3 separate regions of the Homo sapiens genome follow, and regions 1 and 2 are each linked to region 3. Evidence: chromatin loops called from intact Hi-C (ENCODE). Cell type or tissue: endothelial cell of umbilical vein. All regions are shown on one strand. Links, peaks and the distances in the headings refer to the core of each region. The heading gives the core; the rest is flanking DNA. Region 1 has its middle 170 kb from the start of PCDH10. Region 2 overlaps LINC02462 (long intergenic non-protein coding RNA 2462). Region 3 holds the start of LOC105377437 (a long non-coding RNA gene).

Region 1 (11,129 bases), core at 1,961-9,960, 1.6 Mb after region 3:
ATATAAGAGATTTTAGCTGGGCATGGTGGTGTATGCCTGTAATACCAGCTACTCGGGGGCTGAGGCAGGATAATTGCTTGAACCCAGAAGGTGGAGGTTGCAGTGAGCCGAGATCACACCACTGCACTCCAGCCTGGGCGACAGAGCGAGACTCCACCTCAGAAAAAAAGATAAAAATAAATAAAATACAATACAATATAAGAGATATAAATTATATTGTAAATTTATCTCATTCTGTTAAATAATTTTCACGTTGGTCAGTTCACTAGCATGATCAGAGAGAACAATTTTTTTCCTCATAAAATATGTATGAAATCATTATTTCTATTCTACAGGTGCTCCTATGATCACTCTTTTTAATAGAATAGTAAGTATAAATGTTTATTGTCTCATACTGAGTTTTTTCTTGATGAGCTCAGCAAGCATTGTAGTAGCTAAGTCCAGTGATTCATTGAGTAGTTAGACACAATTTAAATTTGCATAAGATCTATAGCTCTATCTATATACATATCTGTATCTCTATATCTTAAATTACATATTATATATATACACACACACACATACACACACAGGTCACTTAATATTATAATAGTTATTTACTGCAATGCTGTGATGAAAATGCCTATGGAGGAAAAAAGTAAATTTATATGGTAAAGCTATTACAGAAAGTGATCCTGTAGAGCATATAAAAACTTACTTTGCTTGGAAATTATTTTTCCAGTATGATATAGAAAAAATATGCAGTATTACAGTTAGATAAAGTTAAATTTTTACCCTTTGAGGATGATGTTTGTTTCAATGCCTTGATCAACTAGGTATTGTTCTCAATATCAGTTTTGTCACTGACTACCCGTGTGACGTGATAATTAAAAGCCTAGTTTCAACAATTAAGGGGGGATTAAATCTATAACTTTCAATATTACAGAGATTACAACATTGCAAACATTGCAATAAAATACTGAAGTCAGTAGCATGTGTTTACCAAAAACCACAGCTCTTATTTTTGCTGTTGAGGATCTCTAAGGGTGTATACTATGAACAGTATATAAGTAGCATTCATCAGTAAATCCTTAAAGAATTACCATGTGTCAGAGTGGCAAAAGGAAAAATAAATATAGTTCCCACCTTTATATATTCATGGAGCTAATAGTCTGTAGGGTAAAACAAACAAGAAATACAAAAAAAAAAAAAAGCTACACACTTAGCACCAATTCTATGTGTTAAGAATGTAACAAGCAAGGCATCCTTATGGACACCATTGGGCAGAGTGGGAAACAGCCTTAGGTCACTAACGTGTTGATGTTGAAACTGACATAGAGAGTGCTAGTCATCCAAAAAGTATGATGATATGTTGTCAAGGATATGGAGAAATTGGAACCCTGAGCACTTTTGGAGGGAATGTAAAATAGTGCAGCCACTGTAAAAAATAGTATGGTGATTCTTGTAAAAAATAAAAGTAGAATTAACATATGACCTAGAAAATTCATTCTTGGGATATATCCTAAAGAATTAAAAGTAGGGGCCAGGCACGGTGGCTCACACCTGTAATCCCAGCACTTTGGGAGGCCGACGCGGGCAGATCACAAGGTCAAGAGATCGAGAGCATCCTGGCCAACATGGTGAAATCCTATCTCTACTAAAAATACAAAAATTAGCTGGGTCTGGTGGCACGTGTCTGTAGTCCCAGCTACTCGGGAGGCCAGGGCAGGAGAATAGCTTGAACCCAGGAGGCAGAGACTGCAGTGAACCAAGACTGCACCACTGCACTCCAGCCTAGTGACAGAGTGAGATTTTGTCTAAAAAAAAAAAAAAAAAAAAAAAAAAGAAGTAGGGTCTCAAATAAATATTTGTACATTCGCAATAGTCAAAAGGTGGAAGCAACCCAAGTATTTATGGATGGATGAATGGATAAACAAAATATAGTCTATACATATAATGGAATATTTTAAAAAGAAAGAAATTCTGACATGTTACAACATGTATGAGCCTTGAGGACATTATGCTAAATGAAATAAGCCAGTAACAAAAAGACAAATACTGTCTGATTCCATTTACACAAGGTACCTAGAGTAGTCCAACTTGCAAAAATAGAAAATAGAATAGTGGTTGCCAGGCGCTGGGTGAGGGATAAATGAGGAGATATTTAATGGGCATAGAGTTTCAAGTTTGCTGGATAAAAAAGCTTTGGACATCTGTTGCATAGCAACCTGAATATAGTTAACACGGCTGAAGAGTATACTTAATGGTTAAGACGCTAAATAGTATGTTACATGTGTTTTCCACATTTAAAAGTATTTTTAAAATAATAAAATAACAGAAAAAAGCAAGATGATAATATTTAAGACAAAGAGAGCAGGATTTGTGAACATCCAGAAGGATGGGAACAAACCAAACCAAACCAAAACAACTTGGTGCTTTCCCAAAACTACAAGACTAGAGTTTAAGAGCTTCAATCATGAAAGATCATCCAAGGTCTTGCAGGCCATTATTAAGAATTGTACAGTCACTCAAGGAAAAATAAGAAAGCATTGAAAAGTTCTGGATCAATCAACCCCTTGGGAAGGTGCCATTTGTTTCTTAGCCAAACCCTGATGAATATACGAACTCATGATAGAAATAAAAAATAGTCTCTCTTTCCTTTAAACATCCAATATTAAATGTCAAGAGTGATACTGCAGAAAATATGTCATGGCTTTAATGAAAGAAAAGATCTCCATTGGCTATATTTATAGGACTAATAGGGTCATTATATAGAACTAGGGGGACAAAAAAATAACTCACCACCACCACCATCTCTCACCCTGTACCCTTGAAGGTAAAGTCAGTTTCCTATCCTAACAAAAATTTCCAGCAGATTCTGCCTGTTAGGAATGTGGGAACAAAGATATTCATAAAGATGAATAGGATTTGGGAATAAGGAAGGGAAGGTAATGGATAGGGTTACAGGAGGGATTGGCGAAGAGAGAATGATGTTATATAGCAATAAGTGAGGAGTCAGAATCTGCAGGGAAATTCGGTTGGGATAGAAAATTGACTTTGAAAGAAAACATGTTTTTTTTTTTATTTTTACTTTGCATTGCTACTTCGTAAATGCTCTCCAGTTTCATAACACTTCAGTTAATTTTCCACATGTATAAATGTCTCATGTAAGTATTTTAGAAACTAAAAATCAAGGATTTGGTTGAGTTCCTTGTCTGGGTCGATTCAGTACTAAGAAAACTTAATAGCGAGGTGAATGAGATAGGTTTGGGAAAAAGAGTGCATCAGACCCTGAGACTTTGAACCCCGGAGAATGAAATACCTCAGGAAGTTATGGAACATTTAGGAAAGGCACTGGATTACCCACATGACCTAGGTGAACCAACCTAAATCTTGAAAGACAGCATGCGCTAGGATGACATCTGAATTTAAAACAAATGAGTAAAAATTAAATCCTTCTGTATTCTTGAGTACTTCCTGAACTTCTATTCTTGCATTGTCTCATGGACCTCATGAAAGCACATATATTTAGTTCACCAGTGTATACTCACGAAATGTACTCAGCAAATATTTGTTCAATACATAATTGAATACCAGTACCAGATTTATTACCCAATAATGTCACTTTCTCCATGGTCTTCTAAACTGAACACCATTTCTTAACAAAATTTGACCTGCCCGCAATCTCCCCCTTTTCAAAATCCAGAGAAGGAAAGGAGAAGCTGTTTATTATTCTCAAGCATTTGCACACCTTCAATACTCTTCACCTCGAATGTTGTTCAAGTGTCCTATCCTAATTCATCCAGATTTATCACCTCCTCCTTTATTCAGACTTTTGTTTCATAAGTAAACAGCTGTCCCAAATCATCTTCTAATCTCTCCTTCTTGTTGTGCTTTCCAAAAATAAGAACATGTGGCTGGGTGCGGTGGCTCACACCTGTAATCCCAGCACTTTGGGAGCCTGAGGCAGGTGGATCACCTGAGGTCAGGAGTTTGTGACTAGCCTGGGCAACATGGTGAAGTCCCGTCTCTGCTAAAAATACAAAATTAGCTGGGTGTAGTGGCGGGTGCCTGTATTCCCAGCTACTTGGGGAGGCTGAGTCGCTTGAACCCAGGAGATGGAGGTTGCAGTTAGCCAAGGTTGCGCCACTGCACTCCAGGCTAGGCGACAAGAGCAAAACTCTGTCTCAAAAAGAAAAAAAAAAAAGAAAAGAAAAGAAGAACATGCTTGATATTTTACAAGCTTACAAGCCTCAGTTAAATAAACAATAAACAAAATATCTCTGGATTTTGTTAATCTTTTCAGCTATATCCCTGCTCTGGCTCGTTATGATAAAATATTATGATAGAAAGAAAAAAAAACTATATGAAATCAGCTTCTCAATATTTTAGATAGTGCTTATGTTTTATATGTTACTAGCCAATTATGAGTATTAAAACTCAACATATAGTCATTTAACAAAGGGCTTCTATCAGCCTAGTAATAGAAAGCTCAAGAACATTGCAAATGTTTTAATGAGAGAGATCACGTACTTTGAAAACTTGACTAAATATATATACACTTACAAGAGTTTTCATGAGAATCTGCTACATAAGTGTGCAACTCTGCTGGTCCTTATTTCAGTCCAACTGGTCCATCTTTAACAAAAAACATTATCATTTAACATTTACAACACTTGTGTAAGATTAGGCACGATGTGCACTTCCGTTTTCTCATCTAAATCATGGAAGTAACATCTAACTTGTAAGGTTTTCAATAAAGTTATGTATGTAAATCACCTACAGCACTGACATCAATACAAATTATTGTTAATTGGTTGATTCTACTTGTCTGTATTTCTCAATTATATAATTTAAGCCTCTAAGTATGGGATTTTTCTTTTCATAAATTAGATTTAAAAAAAAACATGTTTTAGATGTACAGACAAGTAAGGAAGTCTGAAACCTAGGGATAGATGATAATTTTCTGGACACTAAAATTTGGGAGGATATATAAGGGTATTTAAATATCTAGCTTTTCAAACTGCAGTTAGAGAAGCTCTAATATGTTGATACTGAATTAAAATATTAAATTAAGCATTTTAAGAATACTTAATTGTGTAGAAGAGGTTCATTCTAAGGATATTGATGATTTATAGTTTGAAGGCAATAAGACACTGAGATAGAAATCATTGCACGCCAGGGCCTCATCTGGAATAAAACGTCTCTGGGTATCTCAGCTGTAGCACTTTGTCACTCTTCCCTCTAGTGGCTGCCATAACAATTACATAATTGGTGTGGCTGCAACAACAGTTTAGATGAAGAGGTATTGTCACATGCTAGTTTCCTGGGGCTAAGGTTGTGATATAAACTTATAAGTTTATATGTTATAAGCAGAACATTGATGCATTTGGACACAAACAACTGCTACAACCAATGTAGAACATTAAGGAAGAAGGTTAGAATTATTTCGAATTAATTGTGATATATATCTCACAAAAAAAATGAGAGGCTTAAAAACAGAGATGTATTTGTTAGTTACACATCACTTCATTATCCATCTCCCTATCATCTTGCCTGGGGCATTTTTTATTGTTTCTTAAAACTAATCTCAAATGAGCCAAGCTAAAAAGCAATGTATTGCTAATATGTGTATTAGGTAAAAATGAGATATGATTCCTTGCTTTCTAGACATTCACGTTTTAAAAATATCAATTATTTTGTTTTCATCAACTATGTATTTTGTAATCATAGTAAAACATATTTACAGGATAATTTATATATAAAAGATCAGGAAATATTTCAATGTAAAAATTAAAAATCTTGTCCTATATTAAACCTAACAATATTGGAAATAATCACATACAAAAATGGGTAAATTGTGTCTGTTCTACATTTTTAAGTGATTCTAACGTACTTGCTTTTAGCCTACAGAGAGCTATCAAAAAGTGTCAAAAATTATGAAGTTTAAAATAATTGTAATGACAAAATTTATTCCATATTCAAATAAAATTTAAAGTATTGATTTCTTGAAGTACAAATATGGATTAATGAAATATTCATTTTCTCCAAAAGTAATCATTTTTTACTGATTTTAACAAATACATTTTTGGTAAACAAAAAAGAAAATTCAGAAAAAACATTTGTTATTCTCTCAATACTTTTTCACACGTAAATGCTACAGACATGTACACACCCACATATGCAACTAGATGACTTCTGCTACATTTCAATTAACATATAAGTATTTTCGTGTTTTTAATATTCTTTGAAATTGTGGTTTATAATAGCTGCATAAAATCTTACCATATGCAACTACTATGTTTTAACCAGTGTCTTTCTTTTGGACTTTGGATTTTTTTCTAATCATTCACAAAAATTCTCCAATAGATTTTGTTATAAGAAATTTGTAAATGGTACCAAAATATAGTCTATGAAAATGATAAATTGAACTTTCAATTGAAAATCTTTTGTTTGGGGAAAGACACAGCTAACAAAATAAAAGGGGCAAGCTAAAGATTGGGAAAAATATTTTCTAATAACATATTTGAGTGTCTAGGGTATACAAAATATTCTTGAAATCTACAATAAGGCCAGGAATAGTCTACACTCACTCCTGTAATCCCATCACTTTGGGAGGCTGAAGGGGGAATATCCCTTGAGCTCAAGAGTTTGAGACCAGCCTGGGCAGCATAGCCAGAGCTCATCCCTACGAAAAATTTTAAAAATTAGCCAGCTGTGTTGACATGCACCTTTAGTCCTACCTACTCAGGAGGCCGAGGCAAAGGACTGCTTGAGCCCAGGAGGTCGAGGCTGCAGTGAGCCATATTGTGTGACTGCACTAGCACCTGGCAACAGAGCCTGACCTTGTCTCAAAAAAGAAAAAAAAAATAAAACAATAAGACAACAAGTAACACTACAAAACAAAGAGTAAAAGATGTGAGCAGATACATCACTAAAAGAGATAAGAATGTCAAATAAGACCATGAAAGTATGTCCAACAGCATTAACCACTGGGCAAATGAAAATTAAAATTATGATGAGCTATCTACATACCTATTAGAATGGCTTAAAAAACAAACAAAAAAACCAAAAACATAAACAAAAGTATTCCAACAGTTCCAACTGCCAATAAAGACCTGAGGAGTCTGGACACCATGACTCACACCTGTAATCCCAGCAATTTGGGAGACTGAGGCAGGCAGATCACCTTAGGCCCGGTATTGGAGACCACCCTGGCCAACATGGTGAAACTGTCTCTCTCTCTCTCACAAAAACCCAAAAAACAAAAAACAAAAACATGAGGAACCATATCTTCTATATATTACTGGAGCGACTACAACATGGTTCAGCCATACTAGAAAAGTTTGGCAGTTTCTTCAAAATTAATCCTGCCCTTAATTTATGACCTAGCAATTATGGTCTAGGGTATCAACTGTACAGATATGAAAATTTACACCTACACAAAAATGTATATAGCAGCTACATTCATAGCTGCCAAAAGCTGGAAATGGCTCAAATGTCCTTCAGTGGCTGGTGTTCTATGATAATTTTTTTAATTTATTTAAAATTATAACATATTCACTGCTTTAAAACAGCATCATTCTCAAGTTTTGACAATTATGAATAAAGCTGCCTTAAACATTCATTTGCAGGTTGTTGTGTGGACATAAAGTTTCAACATTTTTTGGTAAATACCAAGCAGCTTGATTACTGGATTATACAGTAAGATTTCCTTCAGCCAGAGAATGGATAAATAAGCTACAATATACCCAGACAATGGAATATTATTATGTGCTAAAAAGAAAGGAGCTATCAAGCCATGAAAAGATATGGAGGACACTTAAATGCCTATTACTAAGTGAAAGAATTCACTCTGAAATTCTGGAAAAGGCAAAAACGTGGAGACAGTGGAAAGAACAGTGGTTGCCTGGAGTTAAGAGAGAAAAAGAGATTAATAGGCAGAGCACAGAGGATTTTTCAGGGCAGTGAAAATTATGTTTCACATACCATTATTCAAACCCATGGAATGTACACTGAGAATGAACCTTGTAGACCATGGACTTGAGTGATGATGTGTCCATATAAATTCATCAATTGTAACAAATGTATCACTATTGTAGGGAATATTGATTATGGGAGAGGCTATGCATATGTGGCAGAAGGGGGTATATGAAATACCTCTGTATACCTTCCCCTAGATTTTTAAGTGAATCTAAAACTGCATTAAAAAATATTTAATAAAAACTAAAATTTCTAGTAAAGTACGACTTAAACTAAAAACAAAACAAACAAAAAACTTTGCATAACATTATGTTAAAAAAATATGTGCATCTCTCATTGTTATCTACTGCCTTTGGATAATTGCAGTCAGCATGTCAAAAGACATTATAATTTTTTACATAAAAATATATTTGTTGGGAAAAGTACACTTAATCAAAAGCACATGAGATTGCCCGATTCCTATACTTTAGTCAATTCCAAATCTTAAAGTGTTTATTTTTTGCCAAAACATCAAACTATATTTACTTCTGTCTAAATTTACATTCATTTGCTTACAACTGAAGTTGATATTTGTTTTTATATTTCTGGTTCATTTGTATTATTCTTGTTATTTTCCTTCCCTCTGTGACATTTTATTAAGAACATTTCCACCCTACAAGAATTTGATATAATTGATTTGCTTGGCATTGCTTTTGCCTCCAGTGGTCAGGAAATTTTAATTTGTTTTCAGCCATTCACTAAATGAAGATGTACAATTAGACTGCAACTTTGAAGACATAACTTCCAGCATGTTATTAGTTGGTTATGTCTCTCTCATCTGCTTAGCTTTGAATAACAACAGTGCTGTGAGCTGTCAGTGACTACTGCACAAACTGTGAAATTACACTGTGAAGCAAATTTGATTGTACTGAAAAGACTCTCCACAGGACAAAAGCATAGATCTCTCTTCACACAATTTTGGACTCGTGCTAATGACTCATACGGTTACAGAGCAGCCGCCAAGAAACGGTGTAAGAAGCCTAATGAATAAAAGGGACATATTGCCTGACTGAGTTATGCTCCAGAGCATTTTAGCACTTCGATCATAGAGTGGCATGTAAAATCAAAATTCTGATTAAATTGGTGCACTTTTTTACTCCTGAGACCTAGGACTAACTTTATTCTGTAAGATGCACAAGTTACTAGAAATTTTCATTCTGTTCATTAAAGTAGGTTACATATTTCTGTTTAGGAAAGAACTGAAGTTTTCCTTAGATATCATTTTGAAAATTCTATATTACCCCCAAACATATCTATAACTTTTATTTTAATAGAACTCTTATTGCATATATGTGTGTGTGGTTGTGTGTGTGTGTATGTGTACTCTGAGAGTAAATGACATAAAACATCAAAACTGAAGACAGATACCTTTCTAAAGTCTTCGAGTTTTGATTCTTGGAATGACTACACATCTGATTGGAATGCTTATTTATTAACATATAAGATATAGATAATATGATATAATATCATATAGCATATTGCATTTAGATATGCTAGAATTATTGAATTTCTTGAGGTTTTTGAGAAAAGCCGAGGAGCTTTTTTAGGGTTTGTGGTAACAATTTAAAATTAAAAATTGTTTTCAAGGAATCACTACTATGAAAATGGGTTTTCATAGTTTCAGGCTTTAGTTTCAGCAAAAGTTCACATATTTTCCATACTACTGTTTGCAACATTTGATATATTTGTTTATTGAGGCAATAGGTATTGTTATCATAAATAAAGCCAAGCTGGGCACGGAGGTGCACACCTGTAGTCTCAGCTACTCGTGAGGCCTGAAAGTGGCTTGAGCCTAGGGGTTCAAGTCCAGCCTGGGTGACATAATGAGACCCCATCTCTTTCTCTCTCTCTATTTTTTAAGATAGGACAAAAATTATATATGTGAACTCTCTTGTGACTGGTGTTTCTTTTAAGAAAAATACAACCTTATAGAGGTAATTTAAAAGAGTAATTTATAAGTATGCCCATCATTAATTAGTTATAACTCTCTTAAAATAATTTTTGGAAGATTAATAATTTGTTCCCCAGATGATAAAGATAAACTGATACCAACAGTTTTCCTAATTGTTTCTTTGAGTTTGGTAATTACATCCTCTGGAATAAAATGAACTGCAGAAAGAGATGAAGTTTGCCTGCCCTTTGCCAGGGTCCTCCCGTGTCTACCCTCTCCTCAATCATGTTCAAGACTTCCACCTCAGATTTTATGCCGAGCAGAGCCCCAGCTCTATGGTTCTCCTGGTGCTTTCTCTAACACCAGCACAGTCAAAAACCTATTCAGTCCTTATCACCATGCTTTCACCTTGCAGTGGAGATTTTTAGCCTTCTGATATACCAACAAATTGTGTTAACAGTGGATTCAAGGGCAAATTCATGAAACACCCAATATTTTAAATTTGCTTTTGTGAAGTCAACAATCCTACCTTTGTTGCTGTAAAAGTTGATATTCTCTCTATGAGTATCTATAAAGCAAGTTCCATGCCACAAGTTGGACACCAGTTTCCAATGTGAGTGACCCTTCATAGTACATGAAGCTCTACAATAACACACAAGTGATTGCTTATGCTTGATAAAATTACCAACAGTAACTTAAAATAGCATTATTTTATTGAATTTCGAGGGCTTAAGAGTTCAGTAAAGAAAATTATTAAACCTAAGTTTTTAGTTAATATACAAAATAGAGAAAGGAAAAAGTTAATAAATTATATAAATGTTAAAATGGATAAGCTCATTAAAAACCCATTACTTCTATTGCAATATCAGTAAAAGCTTAATAGGTTGTGATTATGGGCCAATTTTCCAGCTGAGGCTTCTTGTTCTTGCAAAATGTAAACAGGAAGAGAAAGCAGTTTGACATCAAAATTGTGTTACAACCAGATTTCATTCCAATTAAAAAAATAAGCCAAGTCTAAGCACATTTTTTATTAACCTGTAGTATTTTATATTAAAATATATACATAAGATTTTATGTGTACAATTTGTATATGTGTGTGTGCACATATGGTGCCCACATATTTTTATAAAAGATGTTTTGCTACTTTGATTATGATCCCCATGTAGAAGAAATTCTTAAAATATGGATCCTTTCTTCCACTATTTTTCAACCATTGCTGTTTTATCAGATTTTGGAA
Region 2 (11,129 bases), core at 1,947-9,946, 470 kb after region 3:
CATTCCTGAACTGTACTCATTAGATGTCTCTAACATGAATCCCCACTTGTGACAGTCAAACACATTTCCAGCACAGCTGAATATGTGTATATTTAAGTGTGTATGTGAAATCGTCCCTGGTTGAGAACCACTGTTTTAGAAGTTATGGGAATACAATGACTTTTGAGTAGGTAAAATTTTCCTATACTATACAGGAAAAAAAAAAAAAAAAAGTAAATGATAATCAAATATATTGTTAGAGTACATTAAATTAAAACCTGTTCTTCCAACAACCCCATTAAGTGAGTATGCAAACTACAAAAATCAAAGATATTGACAACATATATAAAACAAAGTATGTATTCAAGATTACACAAAGAATTTGTACAAATAAATTGAGTAAAGAAAGATAACACAACACTCTTATTTCTCACACATATACACATTCATATATACACACAAAAGCAAGTGCCCAATAAATTACAAATTATATGAAAGTGTTTCAAAGTCATTAGTAATCAAGGAAATGTAAATTAAAACCAAAGTAAGATATCACTAATATTATTATCACTACACACACACCAAGAATGGCCACAATTAAAGACTGACACCACCAATTGTTGCCAAGAGTTTGAATCAAATGTTGTCATACAGTGCTGGTGGGGATGCAAATTAAAACTAAGACTTTGAAAATCTTTTTGAAATTATCTACTCAAGCTGACCTTGTAGCAGCAATTTTACTCCTAGTTATATACTCAACAGAAAGAAGGCTTACAAGTGAGTGCGTAAATTCACGTATAAGAATCTTCATAGCAGCATTATTTTTAATAGCTAGAAACTAGGAAGAGCAGAATTGCTCATCAACAATAGAATAGATGTGCATTATATAATGAAGTATGCATCATCAGTTAAAAAAATTAAATTCTAATAAATTCAATAATATGATTAAACCTCAAAAACAATGCTAGTCAAAAGACACAAATGTGGAACACGTCTGTATAAAACCTGAAAACCAAGCTGCCAGTTCCCGATAGAGTCCCTGACTGGAGTAATAACTTTTATCCCCATCTTATCTACTCTCACTCGATTGGTTCCTTTGGAATGATGCCTTTTAACCAACCCAATGGTGCTTTTTCCAAGACCACCCATAGACCAATCAGCACACACTCCCCCATTCTAAGCTCAGATAAAGCCCGGACTCAACCTCATAGACAGCTACCAACTTCAGGGTCCCCTCTCAGAGCTGCCGGCTTTCTTTTTGTTGCTCAGTAAAATTCTACCCTGTCTTACTCACTCTCTGGTATCCACGTACCTTATTTTTCTTGGTTGCAGACCAAGAACCCAGAACTCGCCAAACTGCAGGAGCGAAAGAGTTATAACGCTCCTGCTCACCAATCTGCAGGCAGCAGGAATAAAAGAGCTGTCCCGCTTGTCTAACAGTGAGAGAGAAGCCACTGGGCACCGCTCCCCCGGCTTGCTGAACTACGGAGTGAAAAAGCTGCAACAATTCTAAACATTCAACATTATTTAAATTTTAACATAATTATAAATAAGCATTTTTTGTTCTCAGTTCAGAATCAGCTATTGTGCTAAAATTACATATCTTAAGTTCAAAATTATAGAATTGTTGTCAAAGGAGAATATTCCTTACATAAAATATAAATGGCGTTCTCATTTTATTATAATGCATCAACTGCTCAAAAGCCATGTCATATTTTATTTGCTTTATATTTGGACCATAACTAGATAGTAAATATATAATATGTATTTTTTCAGTGGCATTCCACTTGACTTGCTTTTTCCCTATTGGGAAATGAAACTTATGCCTTTTTCACCATAGTATGAAGATCTTCCAAGATCTGACTTTAGTCTATTCAATAAAATTTATTTTATTGTACTTTTTTTTTTTAACGGAATTCTCAGTCTGTTTTAGTCTAGTTCTAATTTAGACTAATTAGGTTAAGGATGATATCAGAATTTTCATCCTGGGATTTCTTTTTATTGTATTCTTTGCTCAGGTTCTCTATTTTTTGGAGCTCACATATTCTATATTCTAGTATGGATTTCTCCTGTTATGAAGAGTCCTTTAGAAATTAATTACTTGAGTCCTTACATGTCTGGTGATATCTTCAGTTTTCACATGTCTAATAGATAGTTTTGCTGGGTATCAATGTTTAAGTTCAAAATAATTTTCTTTTACACTTTAGCTCATTGTTTTTATGGCACTTAGTATTCCTGGTAACAGATCTGATGCCACTCAGATTCTTTTTCTCTTTGAATACATTTTTTCCCTATCTTTGAGGGACACAGGGATTTTCTTAGTCATTGATTTACTGAAATTAAACCAATATGTAAAAAAGTCAGTCTGTTTTAATTTATCCTTCTTGATACAGCATGTCTTTTCCCCTAAAGATTCAAGTCTTTCTATATTCTTAGAAAATATTCTTAGAAAAATTCTTAAAAAATATTCTTCTATTATTTGTTTGATTATTTTTTTAAACTACACTTACCATTTCTTTCTGGAACTCCTTTTAAGTGTATGTTAGCTATCATAGTTTTATTCTATATGTATTTTATATCTTTTCTGTTGTGCCATTTATTTTAGGTTTTTCTCAACATTCTGAGAAAAATCTAAATCTTCTAAAAACGCTGAGAAGATAATCTTTCCTCAACATTCTGAGCAAGAACCTAATCTTTCAGGTTTTTTGCTGCTACTTTTATTTCTGTATGTATTTTTAAATTATGTTACTTATAAAACTTGTCACTTATTACTTAAAAGATAAATAGCATTTAAAATGCCCTCTTCAAATATTTCAATTGAAAATAATAATTAAAAAATTGACTTGCAATACTCTTCAAATTTTAAGTTATGTTTCACAGATGATAAATGACATATTCTAACATTTTTCAGAAATAACTTATATTTTAACATTTTTGATTGTAATCCATAGAAAAACTATATGTGAGATCTTAAAAAGGTATTCCATGAAAAAGGGTCTTGTGGGAAAAAGTTTTTCAGACATGTTACATCAGACATGTTTTTCAGACATGAATGTCTATATAGTCTTATTTTTTTTGTGAAATATTTATTAATATTTTACGAACATATTTTATGCTGGGTCATTTTTTGATGCTTATTAATGTTTTCTGATATACTGGATAGAACAGTTCGAATAATGTTTCCCTAATATAGTAAGTGTAGAAAAGTGAGTAAAAATCCAAGTGAAATTGCTTTGCAAAAGTATAGTTGTGATAATATGAAAAGAAAATAATAGGCCAGGCACAGTGGCTCACACCTATAACACCAGCACTTTGGGAGGTTGAGGCAGGTGGATCATTTGAGGTCAGGAGTTCGAGACCAGCCTGGCCAACATGGTGAGACCCCCATCTCTACTAAAATTACAAACATTAGCTAGGTGTGGTGGTGCATGCTTATAATTCCAGCTACTGGAGAGGCTGAGGCAGGAGAATCACTTGAACCTGGGAGAAGGAGGTGGCAGTGAGCCGAGATCATGCCACTGTACTCCATCCTGGGAAACAGAGTGAGACTCTGTCTAAAAATAAAGAAAATAATAAAAGAGATGTATTCTGATATTAAATAGTGTGTTCTTTAAAGTGTTTATTGAGCTTTGTCATACTGTCTGAAAGCATTTAGGAAAGAAATCTTTTCTCATATTTTAAGAGAGAGAGTTTTTTTGGCAATGGAATATATTTAACATATTTAACAATAAGCAATAAAATAGAACCTTTTTGACAGAGATATTAAACGTTAAGTTTGAGTCACTTTGTGTCATTGAACACTTAATTAAGAAGAGAGCTCAGGCCAGCTATTCTTGGAAAGTTGTAGGTGTGACTCATGAAGCAGAGTTAAGGATGAAAGGAAGCCATTTCTTTTAAAAAAAGTTGATGTTTGTAACAGTTTAAAAATTTTCTTTGTTTCTTTTATCTCTCTCTCTTTCTCTTTTTCTTTCTTTCTTTCCTTCTTTCCTTCTTTCTTTCTTTCTCCTTTCTTTCTTTCTTTCTTTCTTTCTTTCTTTCTTTCTTTCTTTCTTTCTTTCTTTCTTTCTTTCTTTCTTTCTTCTTTCCCTTCCGTCCTTCTCTCTCTTTCTCTTTCCCTTCCTTCCTTCCTTCTCTCTCTTTCTTTCTTTCTGTCTTCCTTCCTTCCTTCCTTCCTTTCCTTCCTTCTTCCCTTTCTTTCTTTCCTCTTTCTTCTCTCACCTTCCCTCTTTTTTAAAAAAACATTTTAACAGTTCTTAATTTTCTAAATTTGAGACAAGTACTATTGATAAAATACAGCAATTACTGTTTTTCAAGTAGCCGTTGCGAAAAACTTGAAATTGACTATACATATATGAAAATTAGTCCTAATATTTTCATACTGTTTTACTTTAGTTAATTTATGTCAGTTTTTATCACTTATTTTTGAATTTCATTGCTGTTCACAGTTTCATAGAAAATGATGCTATGACTTCTCAGTCAAATACATGATTATTGAATATATGTAGAGGCACAGAAATAAAGTAACAGAATGTAATTTGATGTATCAGTAAAGAAAATACCTGCCAAGGAAGAAGAGCTACAATTCCATATTTACTTGCAAAACAGCAATGTGTTTCACAAGACTTACAAAGAGAGGTGCTGAGAAGTAGCTGAAGCTCTGGTATGTTTTGTTACTGAGATAACTGTAAGTGGATTGGCTAGAACAGTGAGGCAATGAAACTGGAGGCAGAAAGATAGAAAAACTCCCTGGAAACTTTAGAAAGAAATTTCAAAGCAACAATATGCTGGAGTGAGGGATCTTGTGAAAGCATCACTAAGACATTGTGTTATTGCTTAGTTGGCAATATTAGAATTATTTTGTGGTGGTACCTATGAGAGTGAGTCATCTCTTAATTGGGGGCAGCTTAGATTTGATTAAGTATATAATAGTAATTATTATACATTGCATTTTTAAAAGTCTCTATTTCTTGCGTCCATATTTTGAATATTTTTGGTATAATAAATCTGTACCTGTAACATTGATTCAATACTCTAATTAACTTTGTCTTTCCTTCAAATCACTAATCACCTAAACTGAAGTACCATATCTTTCTCTTTATATTTTATAAAGGGAACAATTTTAACCATATGTATAAAGATAAAATTAATTAGGGTATATGTAATAGACATTAATATAATCTATCTTCCATTTTATTTGGTATGTGCAGAAATATGAACTGAGGAAGAGCTTTATACTTAACTTTTTCCCTGTATCTAAATGGTAGCAGTCGGTTCAAATGACCAATGGACATGTCTGAGTTTTTTAGATGGTATGGTAAATTATTATTTTAGTACATTTTATTTGAAAATCATTTTCGTCAAAATTATATTGAATAAGCTATCAGCAATGATTAAGTGAAAGGAATATTGGCAGTAAAAGGAAAGAAAGTTCAGGCACATTTTAGAGAAACAATATATGTTAGATTTAATAGAGTATAGGGAATTGTGTGATTTTTGAGTTTATGAAATACTTATTATATTTTATTTAAAACCTAAAATAAGGTTCCACCATCTATATGTTTCTGCTTTAGATGTTTAACAAACACAGGAAATGAACAGCAATGAACACCTTTTCTGTTGGTTAACTGAAACAATGGCTGGATTTAGAATCAGAGTGCTTGGGTGTTAGTTTTTCTTTGTCATGTTTGATTTTGCCTCTCTTACTACCCTGAGATCTCAACTCTGATGTGGATTTAATAAGGAAAACAGTACTGACCTCATAAGGCTATTGTCAAGATCAGAATAGGGCAACGTGTGCAAAGGGGCTTTGTGAACTTTATCAAACAATTACAAGAGAGATGTTGACCTGTGACAACCATGAAGTCGTTAATGTAGTTGTTGTTGCTGCCACCAAGTGGCTGGAGGGTAAGGAAGAGGAAAGGATAAGGGACAGACAAGATTCAGAAATGTTGAGCCTTATGTGCTATCCTAAATAATTTGGATTTTATCCATAGGACAAGGAAAAGCTACCAAAAAGTTTTAAGTGGAGGATTAATATAGTGTGATTTGCTTAAAAAAAACAAAAACTTTACATGACTTACTGATGTTATTGGGATATTTGCAACTACCCGTCTGAACTGGATTTCTCTAATACAAAATAAAGGTAGAAAAGTTTAGTGTCAGCAAAGAACAATTGAGAACAGCTCTGCCAGTGAAATAAAGATTCGGATTTATCAAAGGAAACTCAAACTAATTTTTTAAATGTGCCCAATTGTATACATGGAACACTACCTATTTGCATTATCCTAATTTTAAACTAGGAGATTTTTAGAAATCAATGAGTGTATCTAATAAACAAGATTTAGAAAAGCAGTTACATCTTTATTTTCATATCTATATACGTATTTATTTTTATCACAGAAATAAGTTTAAATTTTATTGCCTTTTGTTGGTAAATGACTAAGTTAAATGGCCATGTTACAATATCCTAAAGATGCTTCAAACTATGCTCTATGGGGTAACTTATAAAAGGCCCAGGGCTATCTCTAGCATTTGGAAATATCTTGAAATGTTTATTAATGGCCTCATAAACCATGTTCATCCTGTTTTTCTGCTGAATTCTTGGCAATTGGAAAAAAGACACTCATTTCATTGCTAGATGTGATCACAGAGGATTCTAAAAGCATATACCTTGCTAAATTCTGATACATACATATGAATTATGAATTTTTAAATCATCAACAAAGATCAGTGTACAGAATTGACTATAAATCACTCTCTCTGGGATTGAGAATACATAATTTTTATGTCCACAGGTAAAGGAAATTTTAAAATGAAATCAGTGGCAATGTTTGAATATGTTGTCAGCATTTGTTTATTTAGAAATTGAAAATCAAATTTATATAATCATCATCTCTTCTAATGAGATGAAAGGCTGTTTTTACATTTTACTGAAACTAAAAAACATAGACATGTGTAGATAGAAAGAATATTGATACTTTATTCCTATTCTAGTTGCATGGATAGCTACATCACATATAGGCAATTAATTAAGTAATTAAATAATTATTCACTTTATTTTTAACAACTATTTTTGGCTATGGAGCGAGATACTATGGATGCAACATTGAGCAAAAGTAGACATGGTCCCACCAGTATCACGACAAGGTCTACACTTAATGGCGCAGCAAATTTGGAGAACATTTTTGAAAATTTTTTCAATCGTTTATGAATTACTACACAAATGACAGATGTGGTTAGAATCTCAGAAGACTAGAAACATCATAAGCATAGTGATGCGTTAATTAGAGTTCTCATATGTAAATAATAGTATTTCAGTTTCTAGGGAGAAAATAGTAATTTTTATGAAGACTGCATTCAGTCTATAGATCAATTTTGGGAAAATTGACATCTGAACAATATAGTCTCATGCAATGTATTGACATGATATATTTATATATTTCTCCATTTATTTAGGTGTTTTTAATTTCTCTCAACTATGTTTGGTACTGTTAATTTTACAGGTGTTATACTTATTTTGTTAAAATTACTACAAATTATTCCATGTTTAATGATGGTATTACTTTTAAATTTTATTTACGCACTCTTTTTTTTTGCTAATATATAGAAATTCAATTGCTTTTGCATATCAATCTGGTATCCAATAATCTTTCCAAACTCACTGGCTATTTCTAGGATATTTTTGTAATTTTAAGGATTTTTAAAAATAGATGATTAAGATATTTGTGCATGTAAATATTACTCAATCATTTCTAGTTTGTATATTTTATTTATTTTTCTTGAATCACTTCTCTACCCCAGCAACTTCATTTTAATCCTTTCTTTTCCCTAATATTTTCCCAATATTCTTGCCTTCCCCAATAGAGAGGAAAAGAATTCAGTCTTTCAACTATGTATTTTGTTTACTCTTGGATTTTAGTAGATGTTTTATATAAGATTTCATGTGGCAGAAATCCAAGATTTCCAGGATGATCTCCACACCTTAATGTTATAACCAATACAATCTTTTTTTTTTTTTTTTTTTTTGAGCATAGGCAGGACTTGTGGCTTGCCTCTAATTAATGGAATATGGCATAGATGATGGGATATCACAACCATGATTGGGTTATAATGTATTAGTCCCTCTTACTTATAAATGGTAGAAGCTTTCCAATGGACCTTGCAAAGGCAAGGTGCTATGACAGACAGACAGGGCCACATGTCAGGCAAGCAAGAGTGACCTGTAGGATCTGACAGCCTCAGTCCCAGACTGTAAGAAACTGAAATCTGCCATAACAACATGAATTTGAAAGAGAACCCTGAGCTCCAGAATACACAACTGAAACCTTGATTGAAGCTTTATGAGATACTGAGCAGGGGACTCAACTAAGTTGTGTACAGACATCTGACCCATAGACACTTTGATATAATAATTGGTGTTCTTTTAAGCTGCTAAGCTTGTGATAATTTCCCACACAGCAATAGAAACTAAATATACAGATAAAATATTTTTTCTTGTATTCTCTTTTTAAAAATTAATTTTGGAGATTATTTTCAATTTTCTGAAATATTTTGTATGGGATTATATTATTTATTGTTTAAATATTTGAAATGAATAACCAGTAATGCCTCTGGGTCTAGATTTTTCTTTGTTGGAAGGTTTTCTGCTACTAATACAATTAAAATCTAGAAAAATCAGCATTTTAATTAATGGTGTTGGTAATTTGTGTTCTTACTCTTTTTTCTTTTATTGCAATAGCTAGATAATGAACAATTTGGCTGATGTGTTCAAAGAATTTGCTTTTGGTTTTATCAAATTTTTCCCCATTATTGTCACTTTTCTGTCATCAATGTCTGCTCTTTTTTTATTATTACCTTACTTTTACTCACTTTGGGCTTAATTACTACTTGTTTTTCTAGATTCTTAAAATGGAAGATTAGACCAAATAATTAAGACCTTTCTTCTCTTTACCATAAACATTGAAAGCTGTAAACTTCCAACTCAGTATTGGGTTAGCCACAGAACAGTTTTTAAGATGTTTCATTATGTATTATTTCATATTTTTACATTTCCCTTTGATGTTTTTCTTGGACTTCAAGTTATCAACCAGTGTATTTTTTAATTTTACATATTTAGGGGTAACCTAGTTATCTGTCTATTTTTGATTACTAATTTAATCCCATTATAGTCAGATAATTGTTATTTTATGCTATTTGTTTTATGACCCAGCATATGGCATATATTTTAAAATATTTTACAAACTTAAAAATTATGCATAGACTACTGTTGCAGCATAGCGTATAATACAAATTAAGTCAACATAATTGGTGTTATCACTCAAATTTTCTATGTATTTATTGATTTTGGATCTACATAGTCTATCAATAATTGAGAAAAGACAGACAAAATTTCCAACTGTAATTCTAAAATGTGTCCTCTTTTCTTTCTGATTCTAACAATTTTTTTACTTTTAAAAGTATTGTTGTTAGTGCATACTCATTTAGGATGTGTTTATGTCTCTTGATAAATTAACTTTCTTATAATTACATGTCCTTCTTTATCCATGTTATTATTTTTAAGTTTCTCATTACCTAATATTGGTATTCCCACTTACATTCTTGATTATTAGACTTTGCATGGTATATTGACTATACCCATCCTTTCTTTTAACATGACTATACCTCAATATTTAAAATAATTTTCATATAGACAGCATATAATTGGCTCTTACTTTCTTATATAGACCTACAACTGGAATGTGCATATCACTTATATTTTGTATAATTTTCAATATATTTGGGCTATGCATACAATTGTATTTGCATTCTATTTGTCTTCCTTTTTCTCTGTCCTTTTTTTCTTTCAAAGTAATTATTTTTCTCCTCAATTATGTATCTAGTATTGACTTAGCCATATTCTTTTGTTTTATTTTTAGGGTCACTGTTATATAATTTTAAAATGCTTTATCTTATCATATTTGTCCAATATTTATAGTTCACTGCTTGATGTATAATACAATAATATGTATAACATATATGTTTAATACGTATAACATGAATTTTACAACTTCCATTTCTGCCCTTGTTCTTTGTGTTATTTTTACCATACATTTAATAGATGTCTTGAGAGGCCTACAATACAGTTACTATGTTTTGGTTTTAATAGTCATCTTTTAATGAACTAAAAGATGGGGAAAAAGTCTTTAATATTTATTTACCGCACACTCAGAAATAGCATTCTTCATGGTCTACTGTAGTTCTGTGTTTCCACCTGGTATGTTTTCTTCAGCCAGGGAAGAACTTTCCTTAATATTCCTTCTAGTGTATGTCTGCTGGCTCTGAATTCCCTTAGGTCTTGTTCGCTTGAGAAATATTTCACTTTTAGTTTGGAAAGATATTTTCCTATATATAAATTAAGGTTTGGTAATTTTTGTCAGCAACTTAATTAGTTTGTTTCACTCCTTGTTTTCTTCATTTCTAATGAAATGTCTATAACCATTCTTATTTTTGTTCTCAAATGTTTAGTGTGGCTGCTTTAACATTTTTCTTTTTTAGCATTGTATATCAACAGTTTGATTTAGATTTTTCTTAGTGTAACTCTATGTTTATTCTGCTAGAGACTTTCTGAGATTCTCAACACAGGGGATATAGCGTTCACTAAATTTGGTATAGTTTGGGCACCGTTTTTCAAATACTTTTTTGACTTTCTACTTTGCTCTCCTCTTCTTCTGGAATACAAATTACATATAAATTAGAATACTTGCTACAGGCCACTGAGGCTTGGATTAATTTATTTGTCTATTTAAAAAAATATATCTTTGTGCTTCAGTTTAGATATTGCTAGGGACTGAATTTTATCTCCTCAAAATTCACTTGTTCAAGCCCTAACTTCCAATGTGACTGTATTTGGAGATAGGGTTGAAAAGGAGGTCATGAGGGTGGGGGCTGGATACAATAATGTCAGTGTCTTTCTGGGAAAAGACACCAGAGAGCTCCATCTCTCCACACATGCATGCAGAAAAGAAAGGCCATAGGAGGACACAATGAGCAGACAGCTGCTGCAAGCCAGGGAGAGGGTCCTCACCAGAAACTGGCCAGGCTGGCTCTCTAATCTTGAACTTCCAACCTCTAAAACTGTGGGGAAATACATTTCTCTTATTCAAGCCACCCAG
Region 3 (11,129 bases), core at 1,671-9,670:
CCATTACCTAAGAGACTCTTTCATCAGTGTTATCTCACTAAAGTTAGAATCAATGTTTTTATTAATTTGTTTGAAATGTCTATTTAATCGCTTATTCAAATGTATTTGCACCCTATTAGAATAATGATTCAATGTATTTCTTGCTATTGTTTGTCTTTTAAAGCAATTTTTTTTTCACAGTGCCTGGTAGAAACACTAAATTAAATCTTCTTAAAGGTATAAAAAAAGTTACCTAATGTATCCTTCTTTCAAATTAATAAGAAGGAAAGAAAAAGCATTTAGGAAAAAGAATCAAGCACTATCTTATGTTCCCCTTGTTTTCTAAAAGGATTTGCATTTAAAATATGCATGTTTGGGGACAGAGTGAATTAATATTGAGCTTTCTCAGTGTGACTATTCAAATAAAACAACTCGGTCCTTAACTTTGTGCATACCAGGGTACCAATTAATTGGCTTTGATCTATAAAATCTTTTGCATTTTTTTTTTAATTTAATGGTTTAGAAAAGAAGAAAAGCTAACAGCCATGACAGCTTAATGAGATTGGTTGGTATATGGCTACCAACCAATTGGGGAGTTAGAATATTAAAAATATATGTTCCTTTTTGGAAAAACATTTGAAAGAATGTATGTTCTTGATAATACAAACTTTGATCCAATGCATTGTTAAAGATGAAAGCAGCTTTTGTTCTCCCACACCTAGAGATTGTCAGAGTTAAAGATGATGATCAGTTTTTTGGGGGTGCTATAACCAGAGGTAATTACTTTTGTCTTGATCACGACACACTATATGTATTGAAACATCACTTTGTATCCCATAAATATATACAAGTATTATATATCAATTTTAAAAATTAATTTTCTAAAATTATTTATTTTAAATTGAGACATAAAATTGAATGTATTTATCATATGTAACGTGATGTTTTGAAGTACCTACACATTTTGGAATGGTTAAGTGTAGCTAATTAAAATATGCATTTCCTCACAGTTATTTTTATGGTGAGAACATTTAACATTCATTCTTAGCATTGTTTAAGAATGTAATCCATCATTATTAAGTATAGTCACTATGCTGAAAAACAGATTTCGTGAACTTATAACTCCTATATAACTATAATTTTATATATTTTGACCAATGTCTCCCCAGTCCTCTTCACAGCCACCCCAACCTCTGGTAACCACCATTTTATTCTCTACTTTTATGAGATCAACTTTTTTAGATTCTGCATGCATGAGCTTATATAGTATTTGTCTTTCTCTCTGGCTTATTTCACTTAGCATAATGTCCTCCATGTTGTCATGAATGACAGATTATTCTTCTTTTTCATGGCCGAATAGTGTTTCGTTGTGTGTACATACAGGCATACCTTGAAGATATTGTGGGTCCAGCTCCAGAACCCTGCAATAAAGTGAATATCACAATAAAGTGAGTCACACAAATTTTTTGACTTCCCAGGATATGTAAAAGTTTTGCTTACTGTATACAATAGTCTATCAAGTGTGCAATAGAATTATGTTTAAAAAACAATGTGTAAACCTTAATTAAAAATACTTCATTGCTAAATAATGGTAATGATTCTCTGAGCCTTCAGTAGGTTATAATTTTTTTCTAGCGGAGGATTTTGCATTGATGTTGATGGCTGCTAATGATTAGGGTGGTGGTTGCTGAAGACTGGAGTGACTGTGGCAGTTTTTTAAAATAAGAAATAATTTAACAGCTGCATTAGCTCCTAACAAGAGACTCAGCTTGTTCTTTGAAGCTTTAAAGCCAGACATTGGCTTTTCACTAGCTTTGAAAGTCCTAGATAGTATCTTCTTCCAATAGAAGCCTGTTTCATCTACATTGAAAATGTATTATTTAGTGTAACTATCTTCATCAATTATTTCAGCTAGATCTTCTGGATAATTTGCTGTTTTACCTTGAGCTTTCTTTCCTTAAACCTCAAGAACCAACATTTGATAGTTTCAAACTTTCTTCTGCAGCTTCCTTACCTCTCTCAGCCTTCAGAGAATTGAAGAGAGCTAGGGTCATGCTCTGAATTAGGATTTGACTTAAAGGAATGCTGTGGCTGGTTTGATTTCTGTTCAGACCATTAAAACTTTCTCCATATCATATCAATAATGAGACTGTTTCACTTTCTTATTATTCATGTATTCACTGGAGTGACACTTTTAGTTTTTTTAAGGAACTTTTCCTTTGCATTCACAATTTGGTTGTTTGGTACAATAAGCCTAGCTTACAGGCTATCTCAGTCTTTGACATGCCTTCTTCACTAAACTTAATCATTTCTGGCTTTGATTTAAAGTGAGGGACATGCAACCCTCCTTACTTGAAAACTTAGAGGCCATTGTAAGGTTATTAATTGGCCTAGTGTCAATATTGTTGTGTCTCAGGGAAGAGGGAGGCCTAAGGAGAGGAAGAGAGAAGGGGAAATGGCTGGTCAGTGAAGCTATCAAATACAGACAATATTTATCAATTAAGTTCACTGTCTTACATGGGTGTTTGAGGTTTGTGGTGCCCCCAAACAATTATTACAGTGACATAAAGCATCAGTGATCCAAGATTACCATAACAGATATAAAATCGTGAAAAAAGTTTGAAATATTGTGAGAATTACCGAAGTGTGACAGAGAGACACGAAGTGATACTATACTATTGGAAATGTAGCACTAATACACTAGCTTGATGCAATGTTACCGCAAACCTTCTTAAAAATCTAAAATCTGTAAAGCATAATTAAGTAAAGTGCAATGAAACAAGATATGTCTATGTCATATTTTTTAATTAATTCATTCATTCATTGATGGACACAGGTTGATTCTGTATCTTGGCTATTGTGAATAATGCTTCAATCAACATATGGGGGCAGATATGCTTTTGACATACTGACTTGCTTTCCTTTAGGTATACACTGAGTAATGGGATTGCTGGGTTACATGGTAATTCTATTTTTAAGTTTAGAGGAACCTCCGTAACTGTTTTCCATAATGAGTATACTAATTTACATTTCCACCAACAGTGTGCAAGCATTTCCTTTACTTTACATCCACGCTATCATTGTAATCTTTTGTCTTTGTTGTAATAGCCATCCTCACAGAAGTGAGGTAATATGTCATCACAGTATAATTTGCATTTCCCTAATAATTAGTGATGTTAAGGATTTTTTTTCATATATCTGTTGTTCATTTGTATATTTTCTTTGGAGAGATGTCTATTTAAGTCCTCTGCCCATTTTTTAGTTGGGTTATTTGTATTCTTGCCATTGAATAGTTTGAATTCTTTATAAATTTTAGGTATTATCCCATTATCAGATGCATAGCTCGCAAATATTTTCTTCCTCAAGAAAATGTTTTCAAACCTCAAGAGTGTTTCCTCACTCTTGATATTTTCTGTTGCTGTGCAGAACATTTTTAGTTTGATGTAATCCCATTTGTCTATAGTTGTTTTTGTTGCCTGCAATTTGAAGTTATATCCAAAAAAAAGTTGTCAAGACCAATTTCATGAAGCTTTTCCTCTGTGTTTTATTCTAGTAATTTCATAGTTTCGAGTCTTACATTTAAGTCTTCAATGCATTTTGAGTTAATTTTTGTATTTTTTCGTGAAATAAGGGCCTAATTTCACTCTTCTGCATGCAGGCATCCCGTTTCCCACCACCATTTGTTGAAAAGACTGTCCTGTCCCCATTGTGTGTGCTTAGCACTTTGATAAAAAATCAGATGGCTATTAAGGTGTGGATTTTCTGGGCTCTCTATTCTGTTTCATTGGTCTATGTGTCTTGTTTTATGCTAGTATTACACTTTTTTGTTTGCTATATTGTAGTATATTTTGAAGTCAGGTAATGCAACGCCTTCAGCTTTGTTCTCCTTGTTCAACATTGCTTTAGCTATTCAGAGACTTTTGTGGTTCTAAACAAATTTTAGGATTATTTTTTCTATTTCTGTAAAGAATGACAGTAATATTTTGACAGGGATAGCATTGAACCTGTGTATCACTTTAGGTGGTATGGACATTTTAACAAGTTTAATTCTTCCAAACCATATATATGGGATATCTTTACATTTATTTGTGTCTTGTTTAGTTTCTTTAACCACTGTTCTATAGTTTTCAGTGTAGAGATTTTTCACCTCCTCGTTTAAATTTATTTCTAATTATTATATCTTTTTTTAGCCATAGTAAATGAAACTGTTTTCTTGATTGCTTTTTCATATTGCTCACCATTAGTGTATGAAATGCTACTGATTTTTTGTATTGATTTTGTATTCTGTAAGTTTACTGATTTCATTTATTAGTTTTAACAGTTTTTTGGTGGAGTCTTTAGGATTTTTATATCTAAGATTTTGTTATCTACAAACAGGGACAGTTTACCTTTTTTTCGCAATTTGGATGTCTTTTCTTTCTTCCTCTTGCCTAATTGCTATAGCTAGAACTTCCAGTACTGGGTTAAATAGAAGTGGCTAGCTTGGCCATTGTTGTCTTGTTCTCAATCTTAGATGGAAAGCTTTCAATTTTTCTCCATTGAGTATGGTGTTAGCTGTGGGTTTGTCATATACAGTCCTTATTATATTGAGATGCATCTCTTCTGTAATTAATTTGCTAAGAGGTTTTTTTAATTATGAAAGGATGTGACATTTTGTATAATGCTGTTTCTACACCTATTGAAATAATCATATGGTGTTTCTTCTTTATTATGTTAATGTGATGTATGAGATTAGTTGACTTGCGTATGGAGTCATCCTTGCATCCTTGGAATGAATCCCACCTTATCATGGTAAATGATCTTTTAAATATTCCATAATATTTGGTCGGAAAATATTTTGTTGAAGATTTTTGCACTTAAGTTCACCAGGGATATTGGCCTATAGTTTTCTTCTTTTGTAGTGTCCATGTCTGAGTTTGGTGTCAGGATAATACTGGCCTTGTAAAATAAATGTGGAAATATTCCCTCCTCTCTAATTTTTTGGAAAAGTTTGAGAAGAATTAGTATTAGTTCTTCTTTAAATGTCTGGTAGAATTCAAAAGTGAAGTTATCATGTCCTGAGAATTTCTCTGATGAGAGACTTTTTATTACTAATTATAATCTCCTTATTCATTATTGGTCTGTTCAGATTTTCTATTTCTGCATAATTCAATGTTGGTAGATTATATACGTCAAAAAATTTATCCATTTCTTCTAGGTTATCCAATTTGTTGGCATATATTTATTCATAATAGTTTCTTGTAATCCTTTGTATTTCTGTGGTATCAGTTGGAGTGTCACCCTTTTAATTTCTGATTTTATTTGAGTCTTTATTTTGAGTTTATTTAGATGAGGGGCTTATCTTGGGCCTGTTTCATAAGTGCACTTATTCCATTCATGTGGGCTCCCTTTCTATGACCTAATCACCCCCGCGCCCCAAAGCCTTCATGTCCTAAAACTATCACCATGGGAGTTAGGATTTTAACATATGAATGCAGGGCTCGGGGGTAGGGGGAGACACACATTCACACCATAGCAATGCCCAGGTCTTAATCCCCAGACCCTGTGAATATGTTCAGGTCCTGGCATGATGAGCTTAAGTTGCTAGTCACCTGATTGTTTTTAAAAAAAGGCATTAACCTGAATTATCAGAATAGAAGCAATGTAATCACAAGGGTCCTTAAAATGGTAGTAGTATGTGGAGGAGAGAATAAGAAGGAGACATATGAGAGAAAAATACAGAGAAATGCAAATTTGGTGGTTTTAAACATGGAGGAAATAGTCCATGACCTAAGGAATGTGGACATTCTCCAGAAGCTAAAAAGGCAGAGAAACATTCTCCCTAAGAGCTACCAGAAAGAAGTAAAAACCCTTCTGAGACCTTGATTCTATCCCAGAATGACACATGTCAGACAACCGACCTGCTGAACTGTAAAATAATGAATTTGCATTCTTTTAGGCCACTAAAAGTGTTGTGATTTCTTGCAGTAGCAATGGGAAAGTAATATAAATTAATCTAATTGTTCATTCTGTTTGCTTTTAAAATGAAACAAATATTCACAGGGCACCTTGAGCTAAGTTCTTGAGGTGATATCACTATTTACATATTTGCATAGGATAGCATTTATCTAAGATATAGTAAGGGATATTCCAAATAAATTGTTGTTACAATAGAAATGGGTATCCAGGTTGGGCCAGAAGGGGGTGCTCATGTATAGAGCAACACTGCCACTGCCTCATCCATCATCAGACTGAGAGTAGGGCGCAATTTATTGGATTATCAATCCTGTGAATACATGCACATTCGATGAAAAATCCAGAACCTATGACTGAAACTGTGACAATCAGAAGACTCAATATTTTGTATTTATTCTGGGCTATTTATTCCATATATGAATAAGTAATTTTTGAAGAAAAACAACTTCAAGTAAACATTCATTTCTTGCTCTGAAAATATGAACAATATAGTTCATAGTATTTAACATAGTGTCTACATTTCTATTATACAAAGTTTTGAGGTAGAAGACAAAAATGTATTTCTTTGCTACAAAGTTTGGGTAGAATTATCGATATTTACGGTGTGATTATACATCATAGAAATATTTTATTATCGTTACCAGAATTGGTTGTCAAATAAGTTGGCCACCTTGGTGATGTCCTCTTTATTTTATGATCATGTAGTCATGACTTAAAACATTTTGAACTTTTGTGTTGGACTTGCTTTAAACAATAATTGATGAATATTCCCAGAATATTAGGCTTACTGATTTTTATTTATATCTGCGGCTCTATCTTGCTGCTATCTTCAGTTTTATATTTACTCATTATGGTAGTGGCTTGGCTTTAATATCACGTTGTTGATGGAACTTTTATTTCAAAAATTAAATATACGTACATTAAAATCTTGCCCTGATTGAGGATGTTTAAATCATCAATAAATAGTGGTTGCATGAAGCAATACAAACAGAAAATTTTCATTCACACACCCATATACACACCCAAAGGTGAAGAATTCTGCTATACATGGAATAAATGCCATTCTTCCCTGCCAGAAGCTTACCTTCATGCCTGCCACTGTCTCCGTATACTATACGTGTGAGGCTGCGTAAACCACATCAAAGGCCTAAATCTAAAGCAGCCCCAGGGTGAAGTAAATGAATGGGTTTGTTTGTCTCTTGTTTTTGTCACTGATTTAACATTGTTCGGTGATTCCCGTAAAATAAGAAATATCTTTGTTTCTTATAACCGATTCTCTGAGTTACACCCATGTTTTAGTAATCCATTATTGATTTCTCTCCCATTTTAGTTTGTCCATCTTGTCCCATAGTCAATCATTCTATTTGTCTGGGGCAAAGTTGTTGCCTTTTTAAAACGTGGTCCTCCTACTTAATGAAGCCTTGTCCTTTCGTTGTCACCCATTCATATAGGTTTACGTAACCCACAGCTACAAGACGCTTTCAATACTTTATCATCATTCTGGAAAATTCCTGGTAGCCTAGGAACCTGGAACCTAGTAACCTTTGATGTTGATTGCATGCTGCTCTAGCCTACCTTGTATTCTCTGTTGCTAAGATCTTCCCTTCCAAAAAGAACAGATTTATTGAATAGATCCATCCAAGTTTCAGATTGGCTTCTCTCTAAATTGAATCCCAAAGTTACTATTTATTAGATAATTCAGCATTTATTGGTTGTGTTTATACTTCTTAAACAACAAAGCATGCACAAATATTATCTGTAGCTATTTAAAATAGATGATATGGAGGCTAAGTAGAAATGGGCTATTTATAGATAACAGAGCTATTTGCAAAGAATTGTATCAGCTTCTTGAAAATCATCAGGGCGTTGTCTAATATTTAGATAAGCAGAAAAACAAGTGAATGCTCAATCAAATCTAGTTTTGTTATGTGTCAGGCACCGGGAATCTTTTTTAATGAATTAATAATTCTTAGAATATCTCCTACATCCATACTAATAGGCTGCATTTTTTCATTTGTCCTGCTTATCACAAGTGTGGCTAACTTCATATTTGTTTCAATGATGGAATTCTTTCAGAGTGTTTTGGCCTTTTAGTCAATTTGGTATGCTTTTTACTGTTTTGCCACAGTTAGAAAGGATTGATCAGTTACTATATAAGTCTCCTACATACTAGAAGGCTACTTTATATATCTGGGTCAAGACACTTCATAAATAGCTGAACACATGTTTTATTGGTTTAATATTGCAGGTGGTTATATCACTTTCATAGAAGAGCTTTTACTTTCTTTAATTTCAATGCAGAATCTGGCAAGTGAACTGATAATCAATCACATTTGTTCTGTGCTTTTTAAAAGCTTAAATGCTTCACTGTGAAAAGCTGCTACTGAGAAGACAGTGGGGTTTCAGAAGGATTTTTATTAGACAGGCCCTATGCTAGCTTAAAAATGATTTAATTTTCAATGTGCATATAGCACAGATATTACCATTGCAGAAGAACTTATGGGGTATAAAATATCAATTTACATTTTTTCAAGATCCAATCATTTTAAATAGATGTTGTGTCTGTGGGCAATTTCACATGGGAGATAGGAAATGGAATGATAAAACAACAAGCAGGTGCAGCAAGTGAATTCATCTTTACTGGATATCTGAAATCATGAAATTCAAGTAGCATTTACTGTTCTCTTTTATTTCTACAGCTGCAAGTTGTAATGGAAAGCGCACCTCTCTGGAACTCGGGAGTCTTGGATCCTACACATGGTTCTATGCATAAATAGAAATGAAATTAGCTTCCTGGATACTAAGCTAGTATTAATCAGGTGATTCTAATTAAAATCACTCTGCTAGCTAAACACTATTCAGCAAGATTTTGGTTACCCCAAGAACATTCTGAGACAATTGTATCTATAATTGATAAGACTTGACAATAATCTTTCTTCCTGAAGTGTGTTGTTAACTTTTTGGTTGACTCTTAGCAAAGTACATAGCATATAGTAGGCATTCAATAAATGTTCATTCATTTTTTGCATATTTTCAAATGTTATTTTTTGCCATCCATGTTTGTTTTAAGGGGTGGGCAGTTAATCTACGTTGCCATTCATGAATTTCTTCTCAAATATCTCCTGCCTCTTTTATTTCTCCATGGAGTGAAGGATGAGAGGTATGATGTGTAGGGGGTGTTTCTTAGCTGTGTTTCAACAAGCTCATTATTATGATACTGAGACATAATTAAGATTGATAATATTTACTTAATGTTAATTTTCCTATAAGAATTGCAAGTGAAACATTATCTTATTTTAAGCCTCAAAATAGCTTTGGGATATAGATACTATTATTACTATAAATGAGGAACTGAACTGAGAGGGTCTAAGTGGTTTCATCAAGTTCACACAGTCAGTAATTGGTGGAACCTAGATTCAAATGATTGTTTTTGTCCATCTCCAATGTATTTTAATGCAAGCACTTCAGTAATGAATTATAAATTAGAACTGGCAAGACTCATTTTCACTCTCAAGATTTTTATAAACCCAATAGAATTACTCCTCAATAAAAATGTGTTAATCTTTGAAAGAAGATTTATTTTGATAAAAAGCCAAAATATCAGTTAATTGTATCTATTAAATATATAAGCTATTTTATGAACTTGCTAATTGAATCTAAGTTCGCATTTATGTCTCTACTTAACATCTGGAAAAGATACCTGTCTCTCTTAGGCATATAAAGAAATTTGAAATACTGAAATTATCTGCTTATAGAAACACTGAATCATTTACTGACAACTTCCCACATTAGCAATGTAAGATTTAAAACACCTGAAAAAGTTGTTAAAAAAAATGATCTCTGAAGATTTAGATATATGTTCGATGAGTCATATGTCAGAAATGAGTTGATTATTCATTTATTGACTCTCTTCCTACTGAGATATATGCAGATACACAAAACAGACTGTTAAAAACAGGCAAGCAGACAAACACATAGAAAACCAAATCATTAAAGTTATGATCCATTAATTACACTTCACATCAAACAGATATATTATTTTCAGAATGCTTAGGACTGAGTGTTCTTGAAGAATAAAACGTTTCAGACTAAAGAATTGAAAGCAACAGAGCTAGATGACATAAGGCTAAACTGTGGGGAATTTTTAAATGTTACAGGAGAAGTTATTTAGAAGCAGAACTGGGCACAAGCAACACTAACTACATAGTTCTCAACACTGCCTGTGTGTTGCAGTCACTTTGGGAGCCTTTAAAAATAGGGATGCTAAGACTCTACCCTTAAAAATGTCAATTTTCTTGGCTTGGTTCCAGATCATTTAAAATTGTTACCATCTAGTTGATTCAAATGTTCAGCCAAAGTCAAAAACGATTTCATTTATATATGGCTTCATTAAAAACAATCCCCAAATTTATTGACCTAAGAATAATTTATTCCTTTTCAAATAAGTTCACCTCATAGCTGTTCTGCTCTACTTGGTATTGGCTGAAGTCACCCACTTGGTTGAATTCAGCAGGCAGAATAGGCTGAGCTGGAGGGTCCAAGAAGGCTTCACGCTCATAGCTGGGTCTCGAGGGCTTTGTACCTGGCCTTTCTCTCTCTGTGAGATGCCTCGTTACTTATGAACTCTGACCATGTGATGGCTGTAGTATGTAGTATGTAGTATTGTACTATGATGGCTGCATCTCCTGAAGAGGAAGGAAGTAGAAACTGCTGGTTTTATTTAAAAACTGGCCTTGGAAGTATCATAATGTCACTTATGTAAGTATCAAGGGCACCCCATATTCAAAGGAAAGGAAACTTGACTATATGTCTTCATGTGAGAATTGGCAAAACTCTTGTGGCCTTCTTTACTCCACTGGAACCACTCCTGTAATCCTACTAACTCTCGCTTAGGTACCTGTGCTGTGGCCTTCAAAGTAGGTTGGAGAGCACAGTTTCAATCAAGGACAAGGTAGAAAATAAATAAGTTGGGAAGGAAAATTTTAGTGATAATGCTCATATACTGAAGTGGTAAAGAAATATATCAGTCATATGATCACAGTGTCAGAGAGAAATTTTTAGAAAACTTTTAGCAATAGCATAAGAGTTAAATGTCATACAGTTGGAATCATACAATACATAGCCTTTTCAGATTGGCTTTTTAAAAAAAAGTTCGTGATATGTATTTAAGATTCTTTTGTGTCTTTTTTTGGTTT

What was found. Peaks named below come from ENCODE experiments on the same cell type or tissue, not always from the same donor. Only the 100,000 strongest peaks of a DNase experiment are listed, where the experiment ranks them.
Region 1: a loop joins it to region 3, with 22 times the contacts of the local background. A loop is called at or near these places in 2 of 110 quality-filtered maps.
Region 2: a loop joins it to region 3, with 13 times the contacts of the local background. A loop is called at or near these places in 3 of 110 quality-filtered maps.

The regions. Positions count from the first base shown.
Region 1 is chr4:133,314,861-133,325,989 of GRCh38, reverse strand. No RefSeq gene overlaps it. Among named protein-coding and RNA genes, the nearest start is that of PCDH10, 170 kb to the right of the region's middle. In endothelial cell of umbilical vein, for the core only: a CTCF peak has its summit at 5,227 (motif pointing left); a DNase peak (open chromatin) is centred at 5,229.
Region 2 is chr4:134,465,456-134,476,584 of GRCh38, reverse strand. All of the region lies in intron 3 of LINC02462 (long intergenic non-protein coding RNA 2462), which reads right to left. Among named protein-coding and RNA genes, the nearest start is that of LINC02462, 47 kb to the right of the region's middle. In endothelial cell of umbilical vein, for the core only: a CTCF peak has its summit at 5,845 (motif pointing left); a DNase peak (open chromatin) is centred at 5,784.
Region 3 is chr4:134,930,545-134,941,673 of GRCh38, reverse strand. LOC105377438 (a long non-coding RNA gene) reads left to right here. Exons shown (of 3, transcript NR_188430.1): 2 at 1,363-1,427; 3 at 8,634-8,963. It overlaps LOC105377437 (a long non-coding RNA gene), which reads right to left and starts at 7,412. Exons shown (of 4, transcript XR_939216.1): 1 at 7,019-7,412; 2 at 1,369-1,400. In endothelial cell of umbilical vein, for the core only: a CTCF peak has its summit at 6,137 (motif pointing right); a DNase peak (open chromatin) is centred at 6,153.